Regions from separate parts of the Homo sapiens genome. Here regions 1, 3 and 4 are each linked to region 2. A link is a loop called in an ENCODE intact Hi-C map of the cell type or tissue named here. Cell type or tissue: heart right ventricle. All regions are shown on one strand. Each heading gives the region's core, and the rest is flanking DNA. Links, peaks and the distances in the headings are about the cores only. Region 1 has its middle 44 kb from the start of SLC25A33. Region 2 overlaps GPR157 (G protein-coupled receptor 157). Region 3 has its middle 55 kb from the start of LINC02606. Region 4 has its middle 27 kb from the start of LINC02606.

Region 1 (6,100 bases), core at 691-5,690, 380 kb before region 2:
ATCACTCGAGGCGAGGAGTTTGAGAACAGGCTGGCCAACATGGTGAAACCCTGTCTCTACTAAAAATACAAAATTTAGCTAGGCGTGATGGCGCATGCCTGTAATTCCAGCTTCTTGGGAAGTTGAGACTCAAGAATTGCTTGAACCTGGGAGGTAGAAGTTGCAGTGAGCTGAGATTGTGCCACTGCACTCCAGCCCGGGTAACAGAGCAAGACTGTCTCAAAACAACAACAACAACAAAAAACAAACAAAAAACCAAAATATACAAATAACTCAACAATAAGAAAATGAGCAACCTGATTTTAAAATGGAGCAAATGCCTGACCAACACCTCACCAAAGAAGATATGCAGAGGGCAAATAGGATATGAGAAGATGTTCGATATCATTTGTCATTAGAGAACTGCAAAGTAAAACAAAAAGGAAAGTACTGCATACCTATTAGAATGGCCGAAGTCGCTGGGCGCGGTGGCTCACGCCTGTAATCCCAGCACTTTGGGAGGCTGAGGCGTGTGGATCAGAACAGCCTGGCCAACATGGCGAAACCCCGTCTCTACTAAAAATACAAATATTAGCCAGGCATGGTGGCACACACCTGTAATCCCAGCTACTCGGGAGTCTGAGGCAGGAGAATTGCTTGAACTCGGGAGGCAGAGCTTGCAGTGAGCTGAGATTGTGCCACTGAACTCCAGCCTAGGTGACAGAGTGAGACTCCATCTCAAAAAAAAAAAAAAAAAAAAAAAAAAGAATAGCCAAAGTCCACAACACTGACAACACAAATGCCAGTGGGGATGTGGACCAACAGGAACCCTCATTCATTGCCGGTGGAAATGCAAAATGGCACAGCCACCTTGGAAGACAGTTTGGTAGTTTCTTACAAGACTAAACATACTCTTACTATACGATCCAGCTGATGAATTGAAAACTTACATCCACACAAAAAGCTGCACATGGATGTTTATGGCAGCTTTACTCCTAATTACCCAAACTTGGAAGTAACCAAGATGTCCTCCAGTAGGTGAACAGATAAATAATCTGTGGTCCCTGGGTGTGGTGGGTCACACCTGCAATTCCAGCACTTTGGGAGGCCGAGGCAGAAGGATCATTGGGCGCAAGAGTTTGAGACCAGCCTGGGCAACATAGGGACACCTTACAGATGTCAGGTGCTCAGTGGAGTTTTAGCTTAGGTCCAACTTGTGGTGGCTCCCGTGGATCCCTGAACCCATCCTGGGGTTATTTTCTGGTTCCAGGTTCGAAGTTGACATACTTAGCACCTGGCAGAATCCCCACACTGGTTCCCTACCTTGTGCGGTGAGGGCTGTTATGGTGGGAAAGGCCAAATGGAAACCATTAGCGTTGCCTCTGCCTGGGAAAATAGTACATCAAAAGCAACATTGCATCCCTGGGGTGGGGCTGCCGAGATTAGCACCACCATCAAGGACTTGGAGGAGGCGGGGGTGGTGACCCCCACCACATCCCCATTCAACTCTCCGATTTGGCCTGTGCAGAAGACAGATGGACTTTGGAAACTGATAGTGGATTATTGTAAACTTAACCAAGTGGCGACTCCAAAATTCACACATCTCTGGTCCCTGCTACTGCATGCAGCTGTTGATCTGACCAATGCCTTTCTCTTTATACCTGTCCATAAGGCCCAGCAGAAGCAGTTTGCATCCAGCTGGTAAGGCCGGCAATGCCCCTTGGCGGTCTGGGCTGATGGGTATATCAGCTCTCCAGCCCTATGTCACAGTTTAGTTCACAGTCATCTTGATCACCTTTCCCTTCCACAAATATCATGCTGGGGCTGGGCACGGTGGCTCACTCCTATAATCCTAGCACTTCAGGAGGCCGAGGCAGGAGGATCGCTTGAGCTCAGGAGTTTGCGATCAGCCTGGGCAACATAATGAGACATCATCTCTCTCTCTCTCTCTCTCTTTTTTTGAGATGGATTTTTTGCTCTTGTTGCCTAGGCTGGAGGGCAATGGTGCAATCTCGGCTCACTGCAACCTCCGCCTCCCAGGTTCAAGCAATTCTCCTGCTTCAGCCTCCTGAGTAGCTGGGATTACAGGCATGCGCCACCACACCCAGCTAATTTTTTGTATTTAGTAGAGACAGGGTTTCACTATGTTGGTCAGGCTGGTCTTGAACTCCTGACATCAAGTGATTCACCCGCCTTGGCATCCCAAAGTTCTGGGATTACAGGCATGAGCCACTGCGCCTGGGCCGACATCATCTCTATAAATTTTTTTTTTTTTAAATTAGCCAGGCATGATGGTGTGTGCCTGTGGTCCCAGCTACTTGGGTGGCTGAGGCAGGAGGATTGCTTCAGCCCAGGAGTTCAAGGTTGCAGTAAGCCATGATTGTGCCACTGAACTCCAGCCGGGGTGACGGAGTGAGACTCTGTTTCACAAACAAACAAAAAACACAAAGATCCCCAAAACGGTGGAACTTCAGACAGTGGAATATTACTTAGTGCTGAAAAGAAATGAGCTAGCAAGTCAAGAAAAGACAGAAGGAAGCTTGAGTGCGTATCACTAGTGAAAGAGGCCAGTCTGAAGAGCCTACATGCTGCATGATTCCAGCTATGTGACATTCTGCAAAAGACGACACTGTGGAGACAGTAAATAGTTCAGTGGTGGCCAGGGGTTGGGGGTGGTAGGGAGGGGTGAACAGGCAAAGAACACGGGATTTTTCGGGCAGTCTAACTATTCTTATGCCGCTACAATAGTAGATGCACGCCATAATGCATTTCACATTTGTCAAAGCCCGTAGAATGAACACTACCAGGAGTGAGCTCCGGTGTCAGCTCTGACTTTAGTGACAATGACGTGTCGACTGTAATGGAGGTACCACACTCTCCTGGGGGATTTTGGTTTCGGGGGAGGCTGTGTGCAGGGCGACTGAGAAGCAAGGGCGGGGGCAGTTGAGAGCCTGCCCCGGGCTTGCGTCCCGGCACCCTCACTATCCAGCTGGGGTAGTTGCCACCCCGCACCCGCAGTGCGGGTGAGGACCGAGGGGTAACAGTGCATGGCGCAGGGCGGGCGGCGCGGGGCGCATCCTCTTCCGAGGCCATCGCGGCCGCTTTCCCGCGCTTCCTGCCGGCGCTGCTGCGCCCCCTGGTGGCCGCACGAGGAGTGGCCGCTCTGGGGCGCTACTTGAGGCGGGGCTGCCCTCGCGTCCGCAGTGGCCACCCTTGCGGTGGGCACTGCGGTATGACCTACTAATCAAGGTCCCCAATGGTAGCCACGCTGAGTTTTCTCCCCGCCTGCTTTCTCGAGGGTCCTGAGCCACCATCCCCAGGACCAGATTGGGGGACCCTTGGTGGCCCCTCTGGAAGATGGTAGCCTAAAGCCCTTTACCCAGCCACTACCAACCTTACCCAGGACGAAGACCAAGCCCCTCCCCTCCCCGCTCTGCCCCTCCGGCTCTCCCAGGACACACCCCAAGCGGCGGAGAGAGGCAAACCTCCTCCCCCCGGAATGCCCACAGCAGCCCAGGGTAGCCCATCCACTCACTAAACCAGAGCTGCCAGGGTGGGGAATGCAGAGAGGCCCCCTCCCAGGACCCTCCCTCTATGAGCGAGAAGACCAGGGAAGGGCTCTGCCACCTGGTTTTTGAGGGAGGCTGAGTGTTAAGACACGCAGAGGTGATGCTAAAAGGAGAGGGTGCCAGGGTTTACCGGCCGCCTCCTTCTCTCCCAGCAACTCCAAATAAGAATTTTTATTTTTATTTAGAAAAAGTCGTACTTTGTTGCCCAAGCTGGCGTGCAGTGGCGTGATCTCAGCTCATTGCAACCTCTGCCTCCCGGATTCAAGCGATTCTGGTGCCTCAGCCTCCCCAGTACTTGAGATTACAGGCATGAGCCACCACACCCGGCTAATTTTTGTATTTTTAGTAGAGACGGGGTTTTGCCATGTTGCCCAGGCTGGTCTCAAACTCCTGAGCTCAGGCAATGTGCCTGCGTCGGCCTCCCAAAGTGCTGGGATTACAGGCGTGAGCTACCGCGCCTGGCTATCAAATAATAATTTCAAAAAATTAGCAAAGTATGTGTTTTAAGTTCTCAAGTTGATGGTTATAGTTTAATTCAGGAAGGAAGAAATTAGGAGAAAGCAATAATCTACAGGTGAAATAATGGATGAGCCATTAGGGAAAAATTCTAGAATTTCACTTTTAAAAACCCATTTGTGAGGATAAAGTATTTATTTATTTATTAAGATGGCGTCTCACTCTGTTGCCCAGGCTGGAATGCAGTGGTGCGATCTTGGCTCACTGCAACCTCCGCCTCCCAGGTTCAAGTGGTTCTCCTGCCTCAGCCTTCTGAGTAGCTGGCATTAAAGGCGTCCACCACCACACCTGGCTAATTTTTGTATTTTTAGTAAAGATGGAGTTTCACCATGTTGGTCAGGCTGGTCTCAAACTGCTGACCTCATGATGTGCCTGCTTTGGCCTCCCAAAGTGTTGGGATTACAGGCATGAGCCACTTCACCTGGTCGAGGATATTTATTAATAACTTCTTTTTTTTTTTTTTGATGGAGTCTTGCTCTGTGCAGTGGCATGATCTTGGCTCACTGCAACCTCTGCCTCCCGGGTTCAAGTGATTTCCAGCTAATTTTTGTATTTTTAGTACAGACAGGATTTCACCATGTTGGTCAGGCTGGTCTTGAACTCCTGACCTCAAGTGATCTGCCCACCTCGGCCTCCCAAACTGCTAGGATTACAGGCGTGAGCCGCCGCACCTGCCCAATAACATATTTTTGTATTATTTTCTGGTATTATTCTCCAATGGCTGATGACATCTTTCATGTAAATGGGCCCCTGGCCGTAGGCCAGCTAATAGCCACCCCTGTGTCCTCCTTTGAGGGAGCCCTGAAGTCCTCCTTTCTCCCCAGGTCTTCCTTGTTAGTAAGGCATGAATCCCAGGACATACTGAGTGTGACTGGATTCTGGAGGCAACTGGCCAACAGGTGAAGGTGAGCTGACCCGCAGCTGGGCGGTGGCCACAGCCACAGCAGGAAGAGCAGCCTGGGAACCATGATGGGAGTGAACTGAGAACTGGAAGAAATTGTGTGTCTGTGTTTGTGATTTTTTTTTTTTTTTGACATGGAGTTTTGCTCTGTCGCTCAGGCTGGAATGCAGTGGTGTGATCTCAGCTCACTGCAACTTCCGCCTTCTAGGTTCAAGCGATTCTCCTGCCTCAGCCTCCTGAGTTGCTGGGATTACAGGTGCGTGCCACTACGCCTGGCTAAATTTTGTATTTTTAGTAGAGATGGGATTTCACTATGTTGGCCAGGCTGGTCTTGAACTCCAGACCTAAAGTGATCCACCCGCCTCGGCTTCCCAAATATGTTTGTGATTTTAGTCTGGACCTGCACAGGCTGTGAAATCAGGGCATTTGAGCCATGTTTGTCTAAATTTCAAAGGGCTGTGTTGGCCCAAAGTGACATCTGAGTTGGTCACAATATACAATATTGAATTTTTTTTTTTTTTGAGACGGAGTTTTGCTCTTGTTGCCCAGGCTGGAGTGCAATGGTGCGATCTTGGCTCACTGCAACCTCTGCCTCCCGGGTTCAAGTGATTCTTCTGCCTCAGCCTCCAGAGTAGCTGGAATTACAGGTGTGCACCACCATGCCCGGCTAATTTTTGTATTTTTAGTAGAGACAGGGTTTCACCATGTTGGCCAGGCTGGTCTCGAACTCCTGACCTCCTGATCTGCCCTCCTCGGCCTCCCAAAGTGCTGAGATTATAGGTGTGAGCCTCTGCGCCCAGCCAATATTGAAGTTTAATGTCATTGATGTCCCCTTGGAAACCAGGGTGCCACCAGGAAACTGGCTCTGTGGCAGGTGATCAGGGCTGGAGGATGGCTGACTTTTTTTTTTTTTTTTTGAGACAGAGTCTTGCTCTGTTGCCCAGGCTGGAGTGCAGTGGCGCAATCTCGGCTCACTGCAAGCTCTGCCTCCCGGGTTCACGCCATTCTCCTGCCTCAGCCTCCTGAGTTGTTGGGACTACAGGCGCCCGCCAGTGCCTCAGGTACATTTTCTACTTAAAAAATGGTTTTTCTATAATAAAAGCGATAGAACCTCAGAGAGCTGGGGAAACTGGGA
Region 2 (6,100 bases), core at 505-5,504:
GCCTCATTCTGGCCTCAGATTCATGTTGAACTCTGATCTCACAGTTATCATAGTATCATTCCTGTTTACCTAAGGCTTTGCGCTCCAGGCACCTGACCTAGGACAGGGGTACTTGTGTCTTCTTCCCAGGACAGAAACCAGACGGGCCCCACGCAGCACCAGTGTCTGCACCACAGGCCTGAACCCTGGGACAGCAGGACGTGACTCACAACAGTCACGACAGCAGCAAACACTCACACACCTGCCTGGCCCTGTGCTCTGTACACACATGTATTTGTTCTCATAACGACCCGACAATGACACCCTGTAGTCACTGTCGTCATCCACACTTTGCAGAGAACCTGGCATGTTGAGGCTAAATAACTTGCCCAAGCAGGGGCAGAAGTGGGACTTGGATCCAGCCCGCTGCACTAAAATCCAAGCCCACTACACTAAAATCCAAGCTCTTAACTACCCCACTACCTGCCTCTCTCAGGAGCCACTATAGCCTTTGTGTGCTCCATTGCTATGTAAGGAACAGACTGGTTCAAGGACCACAGGGAAGGGGCCTACTCCTGGCTGTGTGGCTGGCTGTGGGAGAGCGCTCTAGAAAACTGAGCCTGGGCTGGACATGGTGGCTCAGGCCTATAATCCCAGCACTTTGGGAGGCTGAGGCAGGTGGATCACCTGAGGTCGGGAGTTCAAGACCAGGCTGGCCAACATGGTGAAACCCTGTCTCTACTAGAAATACAAAAATTAGCCGGGCGTGGTGGTGCACGCCTGTAATCTCAGCTACTTAGGAGGCTGAGGCAGGAGAATCGCTTGAACCCAGGAGGTGGAGGTTGCAATGAGCTGAGATTGTGCCACTGCACTCCAGCCTGGGTGACAGAGCGAGACTCCGTCTCAAAAAAAGAAAACTGAGCCCAACACTGCCCTTAGAGGGGCCCCTACCTGAGCTTTATGTTTTCAAAGGTCCCCGTTGACCCTTGCCAGGTTCTGTTCCCCGCCATTGTGTAAGAAGTCCTCAAGGCCAAAGGGACACACTGCCCAAAGCCCACGTTCCCCCTCCTAGAGCCTGCCGAAGGTAAGCAGAACCCTGGAATTCCCTGCCCAGGCAACCCTAAGCCCCCAGTGTGTGCACTCCTAGACCCAAGGGCTGACCAGGGGGCGCTGATTGTTTGTGGCACATTTGCACGAGCATGGACAGGTGTTCGCACGCTGGTGCCCAAGGCTTCCTGGAACAGAAACCAGACAGGCCTCACGCAGTACCACTGTCTGCACCACAGGCCTGAAACCTGGGACAGCAGGACGTGACTCACAACAGTCACGACAGCAGCAAACACACACCTGCCTGGCCCTGTGCTCTGTACACACATGTATACAAAACTCTTCTTTTTTCTTTTTTTGAGATGGAGTCTCACTCTGTCACCCAGGCGGGAACGCAATGGCACAATCTCAGCTCACTGCAACCTCCACCTCCTGGGTTCAAATGATTCTCCTGCCTCAGCCTCCCAAGTAGCTGAGATTACAGGTGTGCACCACCACGCCCAGCTAATTTTTGTATTTCTGGTAGAGACAGGGTTTCACCATGTTGGCCAGCCTGGTCTCGAACTCTGTACACACATGTATGCAAAAGGAGCTGGGCACACGCTGGGAGCTGGCTGTCCCACGTCACTCCATTCTAATGCCAGTCCCCGAAGAATTCTAAAGTAGAGCCAGGCTCCCAGGGCAACACCTACCCCTTCTTATTTTCCAGGGCCACTGTGCCATCCAGGCTCTGGAGAGCATCCCCTTTCTGAAGGGCGTCCTCCGTCATTTTTGCGAAGGCTGACATTGCCGGGAGCCATGGCCTGACCCCGATGCCTCTTTCTCTCCTCCTTCCTCAGCTGGGGGGTCCCGTTGGTCATCACTGTGGCAGCCGTCGCCCTGAAGAAGATTGGCTATGACGCCTCGGACGTGTCTGTGGGCTGGTGCTGGATCGACCTGGAGGCCAAGGACCATGTCCTGTGGATGCTGCTGACGGGGAAGCTGTGGGAGATGCTGGCATATGTGCTGCTGCCTCTGCTGTACCTCCTGGTCCGGAAGCACATCAACAGAGCGGTAGGCGCTGCCCTTAGAGCTCAGGGCCCTCTGCATGGCCGCTGTGCCCAGGTGCAAGGCCTGGCATTGAGTTTGGCCCCCCGAGGGGACAGGTTGCGTCTCTGGGGACAGAACCAGTGATGGGCCAGAGGGGACCAGGCACTTACTGTGCACCAGACACCATGCAACACGCTGTGTTACACGGATCGTGCATTGGTTCCCACTGCCCCGTTAGGAGCCGGGTCCTGTTACTCCTTTGTAGATAAGGAAACGAGGCTTAGCCGATTAAGGGCCTGTGGGGGCACAGGGCTGCTGCAGACAGGGCTGCTGTGTCCTTGGTCATGGCCCTCTCCTGCCCCCTGGTGGACGGCCTGTGGTGGCTGCTTAAACTTGAGGAATTTAGCTAAAAGGTGAGGACAGACCCAAGGCCGGGCTGCCCCAGGGGAAGGGAAGACTGTGGAATTTCACAATCAGTGACGCAAATAACTCACCTAACTTTTCCTAGTGATTTATTATATCCTAAATGGCAGGGGTTTCCAGAATTCAGAAATGAGTAGGCTGGGCTGGCTGGAGAGCCTACGAAAGAATGGCTTTCCTCTGACACCTTGGCCCAGTTCCTCCTTGTTCCTGCCTCCCAGTCTGCACATGTGGAACTAGGGGCTTCCTCCTGGCCACAAGCAAACGCCTGCAAAAGGCCACAGATTAACCCATTCTTTGATCCACTCGGTCACTCATTCTGTATGTTATTTTAGTTTTATTTATTTATTTATTTTTGAGACAGGGTCTTGCTCTGTCGCCCAGGTTGGAGTGCAGTGGCACAATCTCGGCTCACTGCAACCTCTGCCTCCCAGGTTCAAGTGGTTCTCCTACCTCAGTCTCCCGAGTAGCTGGGATTATAGGCACGTGCCGCCACGCCCAGCTAATTTTTGTTCTTTTAGTAGAGGCAGGGTTTCACCATGTTGGCCAGGCTGGTCTGGAACTCTTGACCTCAAGTGATCCGCCCACCTCGGACTCCCAAAATGCTGGGATTACAGGCGTGAGCCACCGCGCCCGGCCTCATTCAGTATGTTTTTACCGAGCATCTCCTAGCACCAGAGTGCTGTATAGCATGGGAGTTCATCTTGAGGACTCAGACATGGATCCTGCCCTCCTGGAGAGAGGCAGAAGTGCAAGTAACTACAGGCAAAGATTCAATGTGAGGAGTGGCTGGGGCAGTAAGATAGGTCCAGAGGAAATGCTCTGAATTTAGACTTCCGGGCTCATCCTGCAGGCTTGCTGGAGTGAGTCCCTGTGTTTCTATTTGCCCTCTGAGTTTTCAGGGCTGAAATTGTAGGAGGGTGTGTACCCATCTTGTAGGCCATTCTGTCTACCCAGCAGCCATTTCTGAGTCAGGAGGCACCTTGCAGCTGTGGCCATCTGGACACCTAATCCCCACCCTCCACTCCCGTTGTGTCTTCTCGCGTCAAGACCTTTAGTTTTCTCTTTTCTTTTTGCTTGGAAATGTAACCAGTTCTCACCCGCCCTAGACCCCACTTCTGCCTCAGGTGGAGTCCTTGCTGGAGATGGCTGTGGGACTTCCCATTGGTCTGAAATCTTCTTTTTGGACTGGGTGCAGTAGCTCATGCCCATAATCCCAGCAGTTTGGGGGGCCGAGGTGGGTGGATCACTTGAGGTCAGGAGTTCCAGACCAGTGTGGCCAACACAGTGAAACCCTGTCTCTACCAAAAATAACAAAAATTAGCTGGATGTGGTGGCACACACCTGTAGTCCCAGCTACTCGGGAGACTGAAGCAGGAGAATCACTTGAACCCAAGAGATGGAGGTTGCGGTGAGCCAAGATTACGCCACTGCATTCCAGCCTGGGCGACAGAGCAAGACTGCACCTCAAAAAAAATAAATAAAAATTAAAATTAAGGCTGGGCATGGTGACTCATGCCTGTAATCCCAGCACTTTGGGAGGCCGAGGCAGGTAGATCACCTGAGGTCAGGAGTTCAAGACCAGCCTGGCCAACATGGTGAAACCCCGTTTCTAATAAAAATACAAAAATTAGCTGGGCGTGGTGGCAGGTGCCTAGAATCCCAGCTACTGAGGAGGCTGAGGCAGGAGAATCACTTGAACCCAGGAGGCAGAGGTTGCAGTGAGCCGAGATTGCACCATTGTACTCTAGCCTGGGCCACAGAGCAAGACTCCATCTCAAAAAAAAAAAAAAAAAAAAATTAGGGCCGGGTGCGGTGGCTCACGCCTGTAATCCCAGAACTTTGGGAGGCCGAGGTGTGCAGATCACGAGGTCGGGAGATCGAGACCAACACGGTGAAACTCTGTCTCTATGAAAAATACAAAAAATTAGCTGAGCGTGGTGGTGGGCACCTGTAGTCCCAGCTACTCAGGAGGCTGAGGTAGGAGAATGGTGTGAACCCGGGAGGCGGAGCTTGCAGTGAGCTGAGATCGCGCCACTGCACTCCAGCCTGGGTGACAGAGAGACTCCTTCTCAAAAAAAAAATTAGCTGGTGTGCTGGTGCATGTCTATAGTCCCAGCTACTTGAGAGGCTGAGACAGTGAGGCAGGAGGATCACTTGAGCCTGGGAGTTCACTGTATTCCAGCCTGGGTGACAGAGTGAGACCCTGTCTCAAAAAAAAGAAAAAATGAAATGATCTTTTGTCTTCTTCTAGACTTTTATTAGTAGTTGGTCTCCTGCCCAGGTGATGGATGCCCTTCTCACCTCCTCTTCTTTTCCACTGCCCTGGAAAGTTTCCGGGACCCCTGATGAAGTATCCCAGGCACTCCGCCAGGCCCTGCCCAGGACTCTCCTCTACAGATGCCCTTTGTGTGTCTTTCTTTCTGCCTTTCCTTTGGCAGGGCAGGAAGCCTGCGGGGCTGAGGCTGACCCTTACGGGTGACAATGGGTCCTCTTTTCCAAATCAGCAAGTGTTTCAGAAAAACGGGATCGAAGTGGGCAGGGAGCTGAGAATGTGCTAGTTGCCTCTAGCTAGGAATGAGCCAAGAATCGGTGAGCTGGAGGAGGAGGAGGAGGAGGAGGGCGGCTCTGAGCAGGTTAGTTGCAGAAGATTGGGGGCTGAGAGATACCACGATGCAGCAGTGACTCCACAAGACACCAGGTGCTGGCAGAATACCTTGGGCGTCTCCCCTCCCCTGGGCCGTCAGCATCCCAGGCACAGGACTGGCTCAAAAATGCATTTTTTGTTTTAGAGGCAGCGTCTCACTGTGTTGCCCAGGCTGGAGTGCAGTGGCTCAATCTTGGCTCACTGCAACTTCCACCTCTGGCTCACTGCAACTTCCACCTCAGTCTCCTGAGTAGCTGGGACTACAGGTGTGTGCCACCACACCTGGCTAATTTTGTTTTTGTTTTTAAGGCAGAGTCTTGCTCTGTTGCCCAGGTTGGAGTATAATGGCAAATCTGAGCTCACTGTAACCTCTGCCTCCCGGGTTCAAGCAATTCTCATGCCTCAGCCTCCCAAGTAGCTGGAACCACAGGTGTGCGCCACCATGCCTCGATAATTTTTTTGTATTTTTAGTAGAGACAGGTTTCACCATTTTGGCCAGCCTGGTCTTGAACTCCTGGCCTCAAGTGATCCAGACCATCTTAGCCTCTCAAAGTGCTGGGATTACAGGCATGAGCCACTGTGCCCGCGCCTAGCCTAATTTTGTATTTTTAGTAGAGTCGGGGTTTCACCATGTTGGCCAGGCTGGTTTTGAACACCTGGCCTCAAGTAATCTGCCCGCCTCAGCCTCCCAAAGTGCTGGGACTACAGGCATGAGCCACTGCTCCTGGCCAATGCCCAGCTAATTTTTAAATTTTTTGTAGAGACAGTGTCTCACTCTGTTGCCCAGGTTACTCTCAAATTTCTGGGCTCAAGCGATCCTCCTGCCTTGACCTCCCAAAGTGCTGCAATTTCAGGCATGAGCCACCACTCCTGGCCAAAAAAAATCACGTGTTCATCATGAGCAGTTTCATCTATTTTTACAAATTCAGCTTTGATCTGGAAGGAATCTCCTCCTTCCTCTCATGAAAGACATTCCCA
Region 3 (6,100 bases), core at 614-5,613, 370 kb before region 2:
GCACCAAAAAGCAACCCTGGAAAAAAGAGGATGCTTCTTATCGGGGGCCTTCCCTTTCTTTCGGGTCTTTCCGTATGGAATTCAATGATGACTTTGGAGGAAAGTTTGAGGAGAAAAGGCAATAAAAGTGATGGAGAGGTTGTAGGGCCTAATTATGGGGAGAGATGAAATGACAGCTTGGCTGTGGCACAGTCCTGGGGGAGACGTGGCCTCATGCTGGCTGATGTTAAGGGTCCAGATGGAAGGAGAAGTTGGGGAGAGTCTGGGAGGATGTGAGGAGGAGGAATGAAGTGCTGTTATGAAAAGGAAGTGATAGGCTGAGGTTCAAGAGGATTTCTGGGCCAAAAACCCATTGAGGAGAATAATGGTCTCCCAAGGGCCCTGGAAACACTCCATTGCTTGATATAGTCAACATTTTACAAGATCAAGTCTCAGGATCTGTTCTGTCGGGAGTGACCACCTCTTCCCCAACTTGGATGTTTCATCTCCAGGCTCTCTGCCTCTTTTACCCGTTTGTGTGGGTTTGCAGCCTCGGTCTTCTGGGCTGTGGACAGGGCTCTGGCCCTGAAACACAGGCTGGGAGGCGAGTTCAGTGAAGAGGACCAGCACGCCTGCCTTCTGCTCCTCCTAGGAGAGTCTCAAATAACAGATGGCGGAATAGCCAGAGAGCATCTTCATCCCGCCGGGGTCAAAGGAGGAAGGAGCAACCAGATGAGGTGGGAGGCTCTAGGAATACTAGGGGTAAGCAGTCAGTGGGCTTCTGGTCTCTGGTCCGAGCTGACACATATTTGAGCGGTTTCTCTTCTTCCTTTTTTTTTTCTGAGATGGAGTCTCACTCTGTCGCCCACGCTGGAGTGCAGTGGTGCGATCTCAACTCATTGCAACCTCTGCCTCCTGGGTTCAAGTGATTCTCCTGCCTCAGCCTCCTGAGTAGCTGGGATTACAGGCGCCCGCCACCATGCCCAGCTAATTTTTGTATTTTTGGTAGAGATGGGGTTTCACCATGTTGGCTAGGCTGGTTTTGAACTCCTGACCTCAGGTGATCCACCTGCCTTGGCCTCCCAATGTGCTGGGATTACAGGCGTGAACCACTGCGCCCGGCCCCATTTGACTGGTTTCTTTTGGGACAGTTTCTTTGACTTCTCTAATTCCTCTGTCCCATGGGGTCATGATGCCTCAACACTTCTGATTTGCCCTCATGTGTACCAGTTTCAGGCCAATGGCCTCCTTTATCTATTCAGCATTCGTAGTTGAAGCCAACCTTAAGAGTGGCTGAAAACATTCCAGATCATCTGGGGTTCATGGGAAAAGTTGGGGCTGGAGATATATGTCTGGGAGTTGTCACCACGTAGATGGCGTTAGAGCCCTGAGTTGGGGAGAGTTCACTTAGGATGTGAAGGTGGGTGGAGAAAACAAGACTCTGGCCTTGAGCTCTGCGCCAGCCAATCTTAGAGGCTGAGAGACTTGGAGGAGGAGGAAGAGGAAGAGGAGAAGGGAGTGGGATGGACAGAGGATCCCAACGAGCACTTACAGAGCATTTACCACGTTCCAAGCACTGGGAGAGGGAGCTGGAGGGCCCCACGCCTGGCCCTCCAGTAGCTTCCGGGCCATTGGAGGAGGCTGAGTAACAAACCGCCACCATCAGACTTGGCAACAAGTTCATTGAGGGGTTAGTTGCTGGGGCTTGGGCAGTAAAGAGAGGTGCATCAGAACCCTACAGGGTATCCAGAGAGGGCTCCCAGAGCCTGAGACACGGGAACTGAGTCTCAGAAAACAAGTGAGTGCTGGAAAGTGAGGGGCAAGGTGATCCCGAGAGCCCACAGGAGAGGCGCAAACTGAGAATTGCAGTTGTTAGATGGGGGTCCATGCAGAGGGGCAGGGGATCCCTGATTGGCAGAGCACTGGGAGCCTTCTGTTTGGGTTTGATCCCATGGGGCTGTGGCCACAAAATCAGGGGTTAGGGGTCAGCAAACTATAGCTTGCAGGCCAAATCCCTCCTGCTGCCTGTTTTTGTACAACTTGCAAGCAAAGGACGATTTTTACTTTTTTTTTGAGACAGGGTCTCACTCTGTTGCCAGGCTGGAGTGCAGTGGCGCGATCTTGATTCACTGCAACCTCTGCTTCTTGGGCTCCAGTGATCCTCCTGCCTCAGCCTCCTGAGTAGCTGGGACTATAGGCGCACACCACCATGCTGGGCTAAATTTTTGTATTTTTAGTAGAGATGGGGTTTTGCCATGTTGGCCAGGCTGGTCTTGAATTCTTGAGCTCAAGCAACCCTCTAGCCTCAGCCTCCCAAAGTGCTGGGATTACAGGTTAAGCCACTGCGCTCGGCCAAATTTATACTTTTCTTAATGGTTGGGAAAATAAATCAAAAGAAGAACAATAGTTCATGGCTGGGCGCAGTGGCTCCTGCCTGTAATCCCAGCACTTTGGGACGCCATGGCAGACAGATCACCTGAGGTCAGGAGTTTGATACCAGCCTGGCCAACATGGCAAAACCCCATCTCTACTAAAAATACAAAAATTAGCTGGGTGTGGTGGCACATGCCTGTAATCCCAGCTACTCGGGAGGCTGAGGCAGGAGAATCGCTTGAACCCAGGAGGCGGAGGTTGTAATGAGGCGAGATCACACCACTACAGCTTGGGCAACAGAGCAAGACTCCATCTCAAAAAAAAAAAAAAAAAAAAAAGAGGAGTAGTAGTTCATGACATCTGACAATGATATGAAAATCAAATTTCAGGCCAGGTTTGGTGGCTTACACCTGTAATCCCAGCATTTTGGAATGCCAAGGTGGGCAGATCACTTGAGGTCAGGAGTTCGAGACCAGCCTGGCCAACATGGTGAAAACTCGTCTCCACTAAAGATACAAAAATTAGCTGGACATGGTGGTGGGTGCTTGTAATTCCAGCTACGCAGGGGGCTGAGGCAGGAGAAAGAGAATTGTTTGAATCTGGGAGGCGGAGATCGCAGTGAGCTGAGATCATGCCACTGCTCTCTAGCCTGGATGACAGAGTGAGACTCTGTCTCAAAGAAAAGAAAAAAGAAAATCCAATTTCAGTGTCCATATATAAGGTTTGATTGGGACAAGGCTTCATCTGTTCAGAAGCTATAGGCAGTGTGTGCTCTCCAATGGCAGAGTGGAGGATTTGCACTGAGACTGGTGAACTGCAAAGCCTAAGCTTCTCACATCGAATCCTTTAGAGAAAAATTGTGGAGGCTTTGTGACATGGTATTTTAGACACCCAGTGGTATTTTAGACACCCAGTGGCAAACAGGACAGACAGAAATTGGGGCTCTTGTGGTTTCCATCCTGGAGGGGGATGCCTCTCTCCAGCATTGCCTCTTTCTGAGGGCAGAGACCACGTGGATGGGATCGGCTCCTGGTTCTAGGATTTCTCCTGTTCCTCTTCCCAGGAGTGGAGTCAGCTGTCACAGGGAGCCGGTGACCCTTAAGGCCAGGACCTGCCGGAGCCTCCCATGTCGCTGCTCGCTCTCCAGCCCTCTGGGAGAGGTGACGTGGGCCGTGTGGGGCCAGTGCAGGGCACCCTCTCTGGCATGGCGTTTATGACGTGGTTGTAACGGGCTCCAGGCCAGGAAAAAGATGTACCTGCTCCTACAAAAGCGAGCCCTTCTCATGAGTGCACTCTCTCTCCCTGGTGGAGTAGCAGTGGGAACATCTTTTACCCAGAGCTGAATGTTATTGTTTTGTTTTTCCTTCAGGGACGAACTGTTCACTCAAGGGCAGGCACCAAACCTTGTTTTCTGGGGAGGGGAGGCCACCTCCCATGGCTCCCCTGCAGGGACTCACATGGTCCTTGGAGCTCTCCCTTGAAGGCTGTGAACAAAGACAGAGCGGTCCAGCCCGGGAGTTCATAGCTCCCTTTGGAGCCCCTTGGCTCGGCCGGCCTCTGACTTCAGGGTTGCTTGGCTGAGCAGGGTGCTCCCAGTGTGCTCCTTGGTGTGAAGATATGCCTGTGTCACTTCCCGAGTGTCCCAGCAGCTGGCTCAGGCTTGGCCACCCTTGCTCAGCTGGAGAGCCCCTCCATCAGCAGAGGCAGCCTTGTCGGTGGCTAACAGCAGGGCCTGGAGCCTGAGTGCTGGGGTACAAATGTCGCTCTGCCACTTAGCAGCAGTGTGACCCGGGCAGGCTGCTTAACCTCTCTGTGCCCTTGTATCTATAAAATGTGGTAATACTAGTGCCTGCCTCGTAAAGCCTTTATGAGAATTAAGCGACTTAGCATCTGGAACATACTTAGAACAATGCCTGTGTGCAGGCCGAAGCAGACCTGTCTAGGACACTAACCCGCTGTGTTGACTTCTGATTATCACCAGTTCCAGGAACGCCTCTGAGATTTTTATTTTGTCTACTGCTCTTGCGTAAGAACATGTACTTTCGGTAAATCCTGCCTTTAGGTCAAAATAACCTTTTGAAAAAATATATTAAAAAAATATAAATAGAGACAGGGTCTCACTATATTGCCCAGGCTGGTCTTGAACTCCTAGTCTCAAATGATCTTCCCACCTCAGCCTCCCAAAGTGCTGGGATTACAGGTATGGGCCACCACACCCAGTCCCAGAACAACCTAGACCATAAGCCCTGCCCTTAGGCAGATTCACTTGGCATGCTTACCTTTCTCTACAATTGTCTTATATATTGCTTCCCTATTGGTGTATAAGCCCTGGGTCTGGGAGGGAATGGCGTAGGGATCCATCATCTTGCCTTGCAGCCGCCTGAAATGATGGCTTCTGTTCCTAAGTCCCTATTAAATTTCCCTTCCGAAGCTGGGTACGGTGGCTCATGCCTGTAATCCCAGCACTTTGGAAAGCCGAGGCAGGTAGATCATTTGAGGTCAGGAGTTTGGGACCAGCTTGGCCAACATGGTGAGACCCCATCTCTATTAAATATACAAAAATTAGCCAGGTGTGGTGGCAGGTGCCTGTAATCCCAGCTACTTGGAAGGCTGAGGCAAGAGAATCACTTGAACTCGGGAGGGGGAAGTTGCAGTGAGTTAAGATCGCGCCACTGCACTCCAGCATGGGTGACAGCGAGACTCTGTCTCGAAGACAGAGAAAAAAAGTTCCTTTCTGAGAAATGATATATCAGCCTCTTTGTTCCACCTCTCAGCTCCCTTGGACTTTGGGGGCAGGTTTGCACAGATTTGCACACTGCAAAACAATGGTGGCACAGAATGTTCCTACGCGTTTTTGTGACATAAATAAACAGAGGGAGGTCCTCAGAGGGACCCTGGCTCTCTCCTTCTCTCTGTTCCCAGAGCACTTTATGAATTTGCTCTTCTAGCACCTGGCCGTTTTGTTATAGGGTCCAGGGTGGGCACTGCCTGAAATATCTGTGCCCCGTCCATTACCTTGCAGAGCACCTGGCTCAGTGTAGGCTCTGGGTAAATGAATGAACGAATGAGACACCCCACCTTCCCCAAATTGGTAGAAAATGTTCCTGGAAAAATGAGTCCCTGTGAAGGAAACTTTGACCATAATTTCCAAAGGAATTTCAAAGCAGAGTCCATGTTTCCAGGGTTGACCAGCACGGCTGCTGGGTCTGGCTGGGAACTTGGAGGTTGGCCAAGTGAGCCCAAAGCGAGCGTGTGGCAGGGAGGGAAGAGCAGGTGCTTGTACGACAGGATGGTGAAGGAGGCTTCCAGAGGACGAAGCTTTGGGCCAGCCAGGACCTGCCCTGCTGAGCCCAGGAGAGAGGCCAGCACCTGCTGGCACTCAGCCAGTGGTGGTTTCCCCCAGGACAGTGTGGAAAGGGAGGCTTGTTCGTTCTTTTAGGCTAAGTCTTAGGAGAGACTAGGTTATTAGAATTTTAAGGGCTGGAGCTGAATGTGGTGGCTCACACCTGTAATCCTACCATTTTGGGAGGCCAAGGCGGGTGGATCACCTGAGGTCAGGAGTTCAAGAGCAGCCTGGCCAACATGGTGAAACTCCATCTCTACTAAAAATACAAAATTAGCCCGGTGTGGTGGCTGCTGCCTGTAATCCCAGCTACTTGGGAGGCTGAGGCAGGAGAATTACATGAAGCTGGGAGACAGAGGTTGCCGTGAGCCGAGATTGCACCACTGCACTACGGCCTAAGCGATA
Region 4 (6,100 bases), core at 594-5,593, 350 kb before region 2:
GGGACTTTAAAAATTATTATTACCTTCAGCTAACCAGAGCAGCCAGTCAACCAACTCCCCCTGCTAAAATGGAAATTTAACTGTAGGACTTGTTCAGGCTTTTTCTGGAAAGATCCAGTTATACTGGTATTATTTGTCAAACAGGACTGACTAATTCTTAGGACTCCTAAAAGGTGAATAGAGGTAGAAAATAGCCTGATAGTTCCTCAATAGGTTAAACATAGAATTACCATATACTCCAGCAATTTCACCCCTATGTATAGACCCAAGAGAATTGAAAACATATGCCTAAACAAAATCGTTTCTGTGGTTATAAAAATAGTAGGGAAAAAAAGAAACAAAAGGAAATTTAAAAAATCATGTACACAAATATTCTTAGCAGCGTCATTCATAACAACAGCCAAAAAGTGGGCTGAGTGTGGTGGCTCATGCCTGTAAACCCAGCACTTTGGGAGGCCGAGGTGGGAGGATCACCTGAGGTCAGGAGTTTGAGACCAGCCTGGCCACCATGGCAAAACCTTGTCTCTACTAAAAATACAAAAATTAGCTGGGCGTGGTGGTGGGTGCCTGTAATTCCAGCTACTTGGGAGGCTGAGGCAGGAGAATTGCTTGAACCTGGAAGGTGAAGGTTGCAGTGAGCGGAGATCACACCACTGCACACCAACCTGGGCAATAGAGAGAGTCTATCTCAAAAAAAAAAAAAAAAAAAAAGCTGAAAAGTGGAAAAAACCCAAACGTCCATCAGTTGATGAATGGGTAATTAAAATGTTCTATGTCCATACAGTGGAAAATTATTCAGCCATGAAAAGGAAAGAAGCACTGGCATATGGTACAGTGTGGATGAGCCTGGAGAACATTATGGCAACTGAGAGAAGCCAGACACAAAAGACAGCATGTTCTCTGATTCCATTTATATAAAATGTCCAGGCCGGGCTCTGTGGCTCACGCCTGGAATCCCAGCACTTTGGGAGGCTGAGGTGGGAGGATTCCTTCAGCCCAGGTGTTTGAGACCAGCCTGGGCAATATACCGAAACCCTGTTTTTATAAAAAATGAACAAAATTAAGTGGGCATGGTGTCGCATACCTGTAGTCTCAGCTATTTAAGAGGCTGAGGTGGGAGGATCACTTGAGCCTCGGAGGTTGAGGCTTCAGGGAGCCAAGATAATGCCACTGCACTCCAACCCTCAGAGACAGAGTGAGACTCTGTCTCCATCAAAAAAAAAAAAAAAAAAAAAGTCCAGAATAGGCAAATTCATAGAGATAGAAAGTATGTTAGTGTTTGCAGTGAGCTGAGATCACACCACTGCACTCCAGCCTAGGGGACAGAGTGAGATTCCATTTCAAAAAAAAGCTGAGCACGGTGGCTCACACCTGTAATCCCAGCACTTTGGGAGGCTGAGGTGGGTGGATCACTTAAGTTCAGGAGTTCAAAAGTAGATTAGTGGTTTCCTAGGGCTGGTGAGTGTTGGGGTAGGATTGGGGAATGATGGTTACAGGTTGCAGGGGTTCTGTTCTGTTCTGTTTTGTTTTGTTTTGTTTTGTTTTGTTTTGTTTTGTGACGGGGTCTCACTTGGTCACCCAGGCTGGAGTGCAGCGGTGTGATCATGGCTCACTGCAGCCTCGACCTCCCAGGCTCAAGCAATCCTCCCACCTCAGCTTCTCCGGTAGCTGGGACTACAGCTACCTGCCACCATGTCCGGCTAATTTTTGTAGTTTTTTTTTTTCCAGTAGAGATGGGGTTTCACCATGTTGCCCAGGCTGGTCTTAAACTCCTGAGCTCAGCTGATCCTTCTGCCTTGGCCTACCAAAGTGCTGGCATTACAGGCATGAGCCACTGTGCCCGGTCGGTTGTAGGGTTTCTTTTGGAGGGCTAAAAATGTTCAAAAATGGGTTGTCCTGATGGTCGCACAGCTCTGTAAATATACTAAAGCACTGTGTGTTTAAAAGGGTCAATTGTAGGGCCTGTGAATTACTACTCAATAAAAAATTGTGTGCCACGGAAGTAAAACTAAAAAAAGTGGATAAGGGTGAGAGCGGTAGGCATTTTGGAGATGAGGAACGGAAGCATCGGTGGAGGAAGGAGTTGGGGACACAGCTTCAGTGCAGTCCCCCTCACCATGTCCCCGTTCAGAGGGCAGACCCTCCCCACCAACACTCCCACCAAGACTCTGAGTCTAAGAAAACTCTTATTTTCCTGATCCACCATGAGTACAGGATGCTTTCAAGTTTCATCACTGGTGTTCTTGTACTTCAAGAAAACAAAAAACAAAAAACCTCTCTAAAATGTGGTGCGTTGAAGCCAGGGAGTAAATGCAACCTGTAGATCTTCAGGGGGATTGATGACGTCATGATGGAATCTTCTGAATTTCTTTCTCAGGCTCCCCCCTGGGCCTTCCAAGACCTGACTCATGGACCTTCAAACCCTCTGCAGGGGCTGGGTGGGCCAGCAACCTCCAGGTGTGAGCGCCAGGGCACAGGGAGGTCATTCTTGCCCAATCCCCAATGGAGGCCGTGTCTCATCCCTCCAGGAAACTGCAGAAAGTTCGGAAGGACCCCCCCCCCACGCTGAACCACACATATGGCACAGACAGGAATTCCTTCTTGATTCCCAGTGGCTCCAGGTTCACGCCTAGAGTGCCCCTTATCAATGCTACAGAGCGATAGATGTGATTTATGGGAATCAAATCACCCAGCCTTGGATGAGAAGCTCAGTCTGAGACCTGGAATTATCAGGCAAGTAAGTCCGAGCTTGGAGAGATTTCTTGAAGCATTAGTGCCGTGTCCAGAACTCCCTACAACTTTCTTTAGGCCTTGAGTCGGGTCCTGGGAAGGACAGAACCCTCTTCTTTGGCCTTTCAAAATATTTCCACCAGACCCAGAGGAAAAGTCCTGGTGTTGGGTTGTCCCAAGACCATCTCTTTCACAAGCCTTAGAACTCATTTTTATTTTCCCTGACATTCTGGATAATGATGTTTGACAAGTACTTTTATTCCAGATGAGAGATGCTTGGGCCAACCTGGAGGCTGCCTGATGTCTGCTCAGTCTTAACCTGGAGACAGGTCCTGCTGCTGCAGCGATGGCTGGGTAGGATGGCGTTACGGCCTCTTTTCCCGGGGCAGCACCTGGGGCCAGGAGGCCTAAGCCCCGTTGGCCTTCCAGCTTTGGGTTGCTCTCAGCCCTTTGCCCGCCTGTGCATCTCCAGCTGGGATAAGCACCTCTCTCCTAATTTGGCTGGAATCTAAATGAGGTCTTCCAACATGCAACCACATCAGCTCCATGTTGCCCAAAGGGGCAGACTCCGTGCAAAGCTCTGAGCCTTAGGCTGTGCGCCGTGGGGTCTTTACAGCAGGGGGACACCCAGGCTGGGCTCCTGGGAGGGACTCAGCCCCACTCTCGCCAGAGGGCGCCACACTCCTCCTTTATCACCATCCTGGCCTCGCTTCCGAGTTTCAGAGGCTCAGGAGAGGGGTCGGGCAGCCCTTCCAGGGAGAATTCTCACAGCTGCACCACTCTGCAAACGACTCACAGGCGTTGCAGTTTCCTATCGGGTCGCTGAATGATTTTATGAGGGAAAAACAGCTGACCTGGCCATGGCTCTTCTTCCATAAAATAATCAATTTTTGTATTTAGCAACAGCAGGCCACAAACCGAGTTTCTTCCTTGGCTTCCATTCCAGTTTATGAGTCAAAAATAATTTTCCCCTTTTGCAAGTCCAACATCGATCCCACTTGGAAGCCGCGGTGGTCAAGAGATTCCTCAGAAATGAACCTGACAAAATGGAGCTGGTGACAGTTTTCCTTTCTCTAAAAAACTTCTACCGAAACAGACTCTATTAATCGCGGGTGCAGCTACTATTCCAAGAAACTGCGTGAAGACATTTTTTTCTTTCTCAGTAGCTGTTCATCACCGTGAAGGAGACGATGACGAGGTTCCCAACCCAAGCACTGGGCTACGCGCCTCTTCCACGCTGCACGAGACGAGGTTGGTCCAGGCACGGAATTTCCATGGCCCTAGCTCTCGCTGTGCATGGGGGTCATGAGTGAAAGCTGCTCAGAGCATTTTTTGAGGGAGCCCAGCCCAGGAACCCTGTGGGTTGAGTGGTGAAGCCAGAGATGGGGTTTCACCATGTTGGCCAGGCTGGTCTCAAACTCCTGACCTCAAGTGATCCACCTGCCTCGCCCTCCCAAAGCGCTGGGATTACAGGCATGAGCCACTGTGCCCAGCCCGGAATTCCATTTTAAAAGGCCAGAGGTTTAGGGGTTTTGGTTTGAAACGGCAAATGAATGCATATACTTAACCCTTCCTCTAAACTCCATCAAAATAACAGCAAAGAAATTTTTAAAAACTGTAATCCTACAACAGCAGAGATTAGCAGAGGAAGTTAATCAATTAAAATTTTTTTTTTTTTTTTTTTTTTTTGGAGACGGAGTCTTGCTCTGTTGACCAGGCTGGAGTACAGTGGCGCAATCTCAGCTCACTGCAACCTCCGCCTCCTGGGTTCAAGCAATTCTTGTGCCTCAGCAGAAAGGTAGGGAGCTTGATTCCCTGACCGGGTGACTAAGGGGTAGGGGGTTATGTCACAAAATATACGTGCCTATGAACGTGTGTGCACATGTTTGAGTGTGTGGTGTGAGTGCACATGTGCGCTCATGTGTGTTAAAGTCACACGGATGCAAATCAGGGTTGCCCTTCTCCTAGTGTCTGCCTGGAGGTGTGGGCGTCCACACGCATAGGCAGTCTCCTTTGTTGGCTCTTGCGCCTGCGTCTTTTGTAAATTTCCTGAAGGTGACCGGTCTCACTGCACCTCTCCCTGTAGATGATGCCACCAGGGACAGGGGGCTGGCCCTACTGTGCCCTCCCACCCATGCGCTCCAGGAAGCTATGGACGTCGGGCAGGGCAGCCCGGGAGGCCTCATAATCTAGGTGTTTTGGTTGCAGGAGTTCCCGGGCCACTCCTGGAACAGCCTGGGTCCCTGGACCTCAAAAGCAGCGCTTGCATCCTTGAGGGTCTCTAAGGCTCAGCTTGGCCCCTTTGTCCTCTGGGGATCCATGTTTTGGCCACCACTGCCCCGAATGGCACTGGCCTCTGTGCACACCATGCCCTTTGGCATGGTTTAAGCAAGTTTTTGTCCTTTGACATTTTTACAACAGAGATTTCATTTGGCGGTGGGAGTGGGGGAGGGCTGTGGGGAGGAGACGGAGTTGAAGGCAGAATAACTCATTCCTCATCCTAGTCCTTCCTCCTGGAGCCCTCTCTGTAAGCTGCGCTGCTCATTTTATAAAAGCAAGGAGAGCTTAGCTCTTCCCATGGGATTACTTAATCTCAGAATAGATGACGACCAGATGGCCTTTAACTGGATGGACTACATTTAGTCCTGCTACCTCTGTCCTGTTCCTTCTCATCTCACTGCACATCTGTGAACGTGTCCTCAGGCCTGGCGTGCCCTGCAGACCTGGGACCTCTCTCCCACGCACTCTCCCTCCTCCATCTCTGGGCTGTGTCCACCTCTGGCGGCACTTGGCATTGCTTTTTCGAAAGTTCATGTGAATAGTAACCTTTCCACGTCTCTGTGTGCTTGTTCTAGTGCATCTCTCTGGTGCCACCAAACTGCTCTGTGACTCTTTTGAGAATGTATGTGTGTGTGTGTGCATGTGTGTGCATATGTGCACATATGTGTATGTATGTGTGTGTGCCTATGTGTGCACTTGTGCGCATGTGTGCACGTGCATGTGTGTATGTGCACATAGGTGCATGCATGTGCGCATGCGTATGTGTGTATACGCACACATGTGTACGTACGTGTGTGCATGTGTGTGCACATATATGTATGTAGGTGTGCATGGATGTGCATACGTGCATGTGTGCACACTTGTGCATGTGTGTGCACGTGTATGTGTGTGCATATGTGCACATATGTACGCGTGTGTGTTTGCATGTGTGTGTGCATGCACACGTGCACGTGGCTGCTCCCTCTAGCCCAGCAGCATCCAGCTTTCTGCCTCCCAGCTTCCTCCACTAACCCCTGACCAAGCCAAATGGCTATATGACAAAGAACATACCAAGTTAGTGGGAAGAATAATCTGGATTACCTGGAAAGCC

Evidence for each region. Hi-C counts contacts between places; a loop is a spot of excess contacts. Peaks named below come from ENCODE experiments on the same cell type or tissue, not always from the same donor. Only the 100,000 strongest peaks of a DNase experiment are listed, where the experiment ranks them.
Region 1: it touches region 2 in a loop (4-fold over the local background); 39 of 110 quality-filtered maps call a loop at or near these places.
Region 3: it touches region 2 in a loop (2.8-fold over the local background); 40 of 110 quality-filtered maps call a loop at or near these places.
Region 4: it touches region 2 in a loop (3.0-fold over the local background); 6 of 110 quality-filtered maps call a loop at or near these places.

What each region holds. Positions count from the first base shown.
Region 1 is chr1:9,492,430-9,498,529 of GRCh38, reverse strand. No RefSeq gene overlaps it. Among named protein-coding and RNA genes, the nearest start is that of SLC25A33, 44 kb to the left of the region's middle. In heart right ventricle, for the core only: a CTCF peak has its summit at 3,125 (motif pointing left); DNase peaks (open chromatin) are centred at 3,094 and 3,385; H3K4me3 peaks cover 680 bases.
Region 2 is chr1:9,107,255-9,113,354 of GRCh38, reverse strand. It overlaps GPR157 (G protein-coupled receptor 157), which reads left to right. Exons shown (of 4, transcript NM_024980.5): 2 at 1,866-2,079. Among named protein-coding and RNA genes, the nearest start is that of GPR157, 19 kb to the left of the region's middle. RefSeq lists an enhancer at 2,617-2,666. In heart right ventricle, for the core only: CTCF peaks have their summits at 2,225 and 2,428 (motif pointing left); a DNase peak (open chromatin) is centred at 2,414; H3K27ac peaks cover 1,620 bases.
Region 3 is chr1:9,480,796-9,486,895 of GRCh38, reverse strand. No RefSeq gene overlaps it. Among named protein-coding and RNA genes, the nearest start is that of LINC02606, 55 kb to the right of the region's middle. RefSeq lists a silencer at 3,860-4,060. In heart right ventricle, for the core only: no CTCF peak of the experiment used is centred there; a DNase peak (open chromatin) is centred at 3,551; H3K27me3 peaks cover 58 bases.
Region 4 is chr1:9,453,262-9,459,361 of GRCh38, reverse strand. No RefSeq gene overlaps it. Among named protein-coding and RNA genes, the nearest start is that of LINC02606, 27 kb to the right of the region's middle. In heart right ventricle, for the core only: CTCF peaks have their summits at 3,190 and 3,393 (motif pointing right); a DNase peak (open chromatin) is centred at 3,401.